Regions from separate parts of the Homo sapiens genome. Here region 2 is linked to region 1. A link is an interaction called in ENCODE POLR2A ChIA-PET data of the cell type or tissue named here. Cell type or tissue: HepG2. All regions are shown on one strand. Each heading gives the region's core, and the rest is flanking DNA. Links, peaks and the distances in the headings are about the cores only. Region 1 overlaps TBRG4 (transforming growth factor beta regulator 4). Region 2 overlaps MYO1G (myosin IG).

What was found. Peaks named below come from ENCODE experiments on the same cell type or tissue, not always from the same donor. Only the 100,000 strongest peaks of a DNase experiment are listed, where the experiment ranks them.
Region 2: POLR2A ChIA-PET joins it to region 1 with 11 read pairs; 24 of 35 experiments call an interaction of 5 or more read pairs at or near these places.

What each region holds. Positions count from the first base shown.
Region 1 is chr7:45,107,207-45,110,112 of GRCh38, reverse strand. It overlaps TBRG4 (transforming growth factor beta regulator 4), which reads left to right. Exons shown (of 11, transcript NM_004749.4): 2 at 826-1,286. The coding sequence starts at 876. Among named protein-coding and RNA genes, the nearest start is that of SNORA5B, 2.6 kb to the right of the region's middle. In HepG2, for the core only: no CTCF peak of the experiment used is centred there; no DNase peak of the experiment used is centred there; H3K4me3 peaks cover 6 bases.
Region 2 is chr7:44,971,029-44,973,934 of GRCh38, reverse strand. It overlaps MYO1G (myosin IG), which reads left to right. Exons shown (of 22, transcript NM_033054.3): 6 at 1,710-1,820; 7 at 2,146-2,262; 8 at 2,876-2,906. Among named protein-coding and RNA genes, the nearest start is that of MYO1G, 6.5 kb to the left of the region's middle. In HepG2, for the core only: no CTCF peak of the experiment used is centred there; a DNase peak (open chromatin) is centred at 1,644; H3K4me3 peaks cover 709 bases.

The DNA.
Region 1 (2,906 bases), core at 109-2,608:
CTGTTAGAAATTTGGTGGGGGGGTTTTAGTAGGCTAGTGATGTAATCTACCTTGGTTTCGAGAGGCTCACACCTATGTCTACAGTGTTAAAATATATCCACAGAGGCTTTGGGAATGTGAATTTTTTTTTTTTTTTTTTTTTGAGATGGAGTCTCTCACCCAGGCTGGAGTCCAGTGGTGCAATCTCAGCTCACTGCAATCTCCGCCTCTCAGGTTCAAGCAATTCTTGTGCCTTAGCCTCCCAAGTAGCTGGGATTACAGGCGTGCACCATGATGCCCAGCTAATTTTTATATTTTTAGTAAAGATGGGGTTTCACCATGTTGGCCAGGCTGGTCTCAAACTCCTGACCTCAAGTGATCCACCCGCCTAGGCCTCCCAAAGTGCTGGGATTACAGGCGTGAGCCACCACGCCTGGCCAAGCCCGTAATTTTTAATCCTGGTTACCCTTGAAATAAAAAAATAAAAAAAAATTAATGCTGTCTAGGTCGTGTCTGCAGAGATGCCATCATTTAGGAGGCCTTGGGCAGGACCTGGGAATCTGAATTATTGAACCACATCCTAGGTGATTTCAAATTACAAGCAGGATGGAAACCCTCCCACCCAGGCTGTAATGTTCCTGAGTTTTGATATTTGATGGCATTCTGTACTGAAACAAAAATCCTGTGAGACTTTTGCTTTAGAAAATACTATCACATACCTATGGATTGTCAAGAAAGACTTAGTCTGATTTTACAGATAGAGTGGCTTTGACTATTTCATTTCTCAAGTTTGTGAGTCAGGAACTGCCCCTGTAGTAGCCCCTTCTCTCTCCTTTTTCTCTTCAGGGTTTGGAATCACTTGCTAGGAGTCTTGTCTCTCTGCCACCCAGGACATCATGGCAGCTCACCTGGTAAAGCGATGCACGTGCCTCCTGAGAGAAGCTGCTCGTCAGGCCCCTGCCATGGCTCCAGTTGGCCGACTGAGACTTGCCTGGGTAGCCCATAAGACTCTGACTTCCTCAGCCACCTCACCCATTTCCCACCTCCCAGGTTCCTTGATGGAGCCGGTGGAGAAGGAACGAGCATCTACTCCCTACATAGAGAAGCAGGTGGACCACCTCATCAAGAAGGCCACAAGGCCAGAGGAGCTCCTGGAGCTACTTGGTGGCAGTCACGACTTGGACAGCAATCAAGCAGCAATGGTACTTATCCGGCTCTCTCACTTGCTGTCTGAGAAGCCAGAAGATAAAGGCTTGCTCATACAGGATGCCCACTTTCATCAACTTCTCTGTCTGCTCAACAGTCAGGTGGGTGCCGGAGTGTGGTCTGAGAGCATAGACAAGAGGAAAACAGCCAGAAATGCTGGGGTCCACAGCAGCCAGTGCTTACCAAGCATAGACAGGGGCCTTGCATCTCTTGTGATATTTTTTATTTTTTTATAAATTTCAAAGTGCTTTATCGTGCTTTCTCTTTGTTTATCCTTACAAGAGGCCTGTTAGGTAAATATTGCTATGCTCGTCTTACAGACAGCCAAGACGCATAGTGATAGAAGCATGGGAAGTGAGCCTGGTTCTTCTCAGTTCTTTGGGTGCTTTCCCCCTCACCATATAGTCTTGACTTGTATTGCTCTCTGCCAGTGTCTGGCTGATGGCAAGGCACTGTTTTTGAAGCCAAAGGAGATGCAGCATGACTGATGGAAGGTCCTTGAAACTTGAGACAGACGTGGGCATGATCTAGCCATGTTCAGACCCTCCAAGGATGACCATGGAGAGAAGCAACAAGACCCATTTGTGTGGCACTGAGCAGGGCAGAACTCAGACTACAGAAGCCAGTTCCTGCTCACTGTGAGGGACTCCCTTCTTAGAGAGTCTTCCCCTGGGCTCCATGTACAAAAAAAGGAGTACAGACTCCTGCTGTGGCTGAACTGGCCCTAAATCCCTGGTCTGCTTTGGAAGGGAAGTGCTGGGGCACTGAAACCATGTTTCCAGTTGTCAGGTGTAATGAAGAGAAAGGCACTATCCAAGGAAGGAGTTGCACTAACTGAGTGCTTTTCAAACTGCAGGTTATAAAATCAGTGTAGTGGGATGTGGCCAGCTGATTCTTAATGAGGTAGAGTAGTATAAAAAATACCAGAATTCATCACATATAGTAAGGGGATTCACTAATGTCTCATGGAACTTTTGTTCTAGTTAAGGATGTATATATATGCCTGTGTTGTGTGGACTGGGGTTACAGTACATAATTATTTCTTGCTGGGGATATAATTCATAAAATGAACTTAGTTAGGCCCCCTTGTTATTTGGCTACAATTCTAATTGCTGTTTATTGACTCTTTTTACTCACATGTGATTTAAGAAAGTCTTATGATGCAAGACTGAACATTGTAACAAAATTATAAGGCAAGTATCTGTAATGTAATAACAGCTTTCTTTTCAAAGATTTTCCTGCTGTCCATGAAACCGGAAGGTAGACACCCAGATCTTCTGTAAGATTAGAATTTACTCCAGTACTTTCTCCCTCCTCCCCAGCCCTTCAGACAGCAGCTTCTCTGTTCGCAGCTCACTTCCTTGAAGGTGTGGTTTCTGCTTCTCATTCATAAGCGCAGAGACTGAACCTGAGGGTTCAGTGTTGAGAGACTTGGCCCAGGAAAGGACAGAGCCATACTTGTTTTACCATCTGCTCTCTTCTGCAAGGCTGGATTCAGGGCCAAAGGGCTCTAGAGCCACCCATGTTGACACTGTGGGCCCTGTGGACACAGTACCTGAATAGCAGTTACCCTCTTCAGAAACAAAGCAGGCACCAGCAGAGAGGACGGGCTGTGGTGCAGGTTCCGGACCCAGAACTATGTAGAAATAAGTTCACCTTCGTTTACCTGTATAGTGGGACTGATGGTTCTCATAGGATGTTGGTGTCTCATGGGGGTACGC
Region 2 (2,906 bases), core at 140-2,639, 140 kb after region 1:
GGGAGCCCCTGGGAACACAGAGGGCGTCTCCACAGACTCTGAGCTCTCACTGAAATGAAGCTCCCTGGGACTCCGGCAGGATCTCCACAGACTCTTACCTCCCCACTGAAATGGGAGATTTTGGGACATGGGCAGGGTCTCCATGGACTCAGAGTTCCCCCATTGAAGGGGGAGTTCGGTGGCACATGGGCATTGTCTCTAATGACTCTGAGCTCCTGGCTGAGGGGATTGCTCCCTGGGACGTTGCCAGGGTCTCCACAGACTCTGAGCTCCCCATGAGGTGGGAGCTCCACAGGATTTGGGCAGGGTCTCCATGAACTATAAACTCTCCACTGAGGTGGGAGCTCCCTGGGACACAGAGAGTTTTTTTCAGACTCTGAACTCCCATGAAATGGAGCTCTTTGGAGCATGGACAGTGTCTTTAAGGACTCTGAGCTACCCACCGAGGTGGGAGCTCAGTGGGACATGTGAAGCAGTGTCTCCACGGACTCTGGGCTGCCCACTCAGGTGGGCTGTGTCTTGGACACAGGCAGTGTCTCTATCAACTTTGGGCTCTGCTCTGAGGTAAGAGCCCCCTGGGACAGGGGCACTATCTCCTTGGACTTTGAACTCCCACCAAAGTGGAGCTCACTGGGACAGTGGCAACGTCTCCACGGATTCTGAGCTCCCGCTGAAGTGGAGCTCCCTGGGAATCAGTCAGTGTCCAAGAACTCTGAGCTTCCCTGAGGTGGGAGCCCTCTGGAACACAAGGAGTGTCCACGCAGACTCTGAGTTTCCATGAAGTAGGGCTGTCTGGGACACTGGCGGTGTCTCTATGGTCTCTGAGCTCCTCACGGAGCTGGGAGCTCCCTCGGACATGGGCGATGTCTCCACAAACTCTCCATTCCCCTATGAGGTGGAAGCTCTCTGCGACATGACCATTGTCTCTGTGGAATCTGAGCTTCCCACTAGTGGGAGCCCCTTGGGACACAGGGCAGGGTCTCCACAGACTCTAAGCTCCCACTGAAGTGGAGCTCTCTGGAATAACAGCAGGATCTCCACAGACTCTTACCACCTCCAGTGAAGTGGGAACTTTTGGGACACAGGCAGTGTCTCCATGGACTCTGAGCTCCCTGCTGAGGTGGGAGTTCATGTGGCACCAGTTGTGTCTCCACAGACGCTGAGCTCCCTAGGACATGGGCTCTCCCTGGGTGGAGAGCAATGTCTCCACGGAACCTGTGCTCCCTACTGAGGTGGGAGCTTCCTGGGACAGGGGCAGGGTCTCCAGTAACTCTGAGCTCCCACTGAAGTGGAGCTCCCTAGGATTCTGCAGTTTGTCCACAAACTCTTACCTCCTCACTCAGTGGGAGGTTTTGGGACCCGGGTAGTGTCTCCACATACTCTGAGCTACCCACTGAGGTGGGATCCCCCTGGGTCGAGGGCAATGTCTCCACAGGGACTGAGCTCCCTACCAAGATGAGGTCTGGCACAAGAACAGTGACTTCATGGTGGAGTCATAGCTCCCACTGAAGTGGAGCTCCCTGACCCACTGAACAGCTGAATGGGGAGCTTGCTGGCACACAGAAACTGTTCACACTGTCTGACCTTCCCCCACGTTTGTTCGTTCAATACTGGAAGGAAGCGCAAGTCTGTTTGTTCTCCTGCCTGTGTGTGTGTACAGGGGGACATCCTGGGAGCTTATTTGTCTAAAGGATGCCTGTGTCCTCTAGTTGCTGAGAGGCAGTGAGGACAAGCAGCTGCATGAACTGCACTTGGAGAGAAACCCTGCTGTATACAATTTCACACACCAGGGAGCAGGACTCAACATGACTGTGCACAGTGTGAGTGTGAGGGGCACCAAGGGCTCAAACTGGGCTCAGTGTCAGGGCCTGAGTGTGGTGGTAGGGAATGGGCAGCACTCAGCACAGGCCAGGGTGAAGTGAACTGTTTGCGTGAGTGGGGAGGGTGCTCGGGGTGGAGTGAAAATGGCTGATGGAGGGGACAGAGTGCAGGGGTGAGCAGGTGCTTAGGCTGGAGTAATCAGGTTCAGGAAGGGGACAGGGGACAGGGGTGAGCAGGTGCCTAGGATGGAGGAATCAAGCCTCAAGGGAGACAGGTGTCCTGGGCCCAGTGTGGCTTTGGAGTGATGAATCCCTTCTACCCTAGGCCTTGGACAGTGATGAGCAGAGCCACCAGGCAGTGACCGAGGCCATGAGGGTCATCGGCTTCAGTCCTGAAGAGGTGGAGTCTGTGCATCGCATCCTGGCTGCCATATTGCACCTGGTGAGCCTGGCTCAGAAGCCTGGGAGGGCTACTTCCCCACAAGGGTTTCCTGGCTGGGAAGCACCCAGGGATGAGGAGGAGACTGGCTGGAGATGCCCCAGCAATGTGCTAGGCTGACTGCCTCTCCTGCAGAAGCTGAGCTGCTCGAGTGATGAGCTCAGTTGATACATGGTCCAGACCCCATTCTTAGGGCCAGGTCAGCCAGGCGCAGTAAAAGCTGAGCATCATGCAGACTGCCTCTTAGTGCAGTCATGAGCTGTGTGGCTTTGGTTGCATTTACTCAGTGCCTCTTGGCCTCAGTTCTCTCTAAGCGGCATGAGGAGTAAGTAGTGCAGGGCTCCGCTGGCTGTGGGAGGATGCGATGGGGTCATTCACATGTCATTTGGACTCGAGGCCTCGAGGCCTTGGCAGAGACTCTGGTGTGCCCATGCCCCCTTCCCCCAGTCTCTGGCTGTGTCTGTGCCCATGGTGAGCAGCTGACCATGCTGGTCTGAGAAGGAGCTGTACTCTACCGCATCCATGTCCCCTGCTTTCCTTCCTCCTTCTTGTCCAAAGTTGTCCAGGCTCTTTTGAGACATGGAGCCCGGACTGTTCATGGTTTTCCCATCACCAGGGAAACATCGAGTTTGTGGAGACGGAGGAGG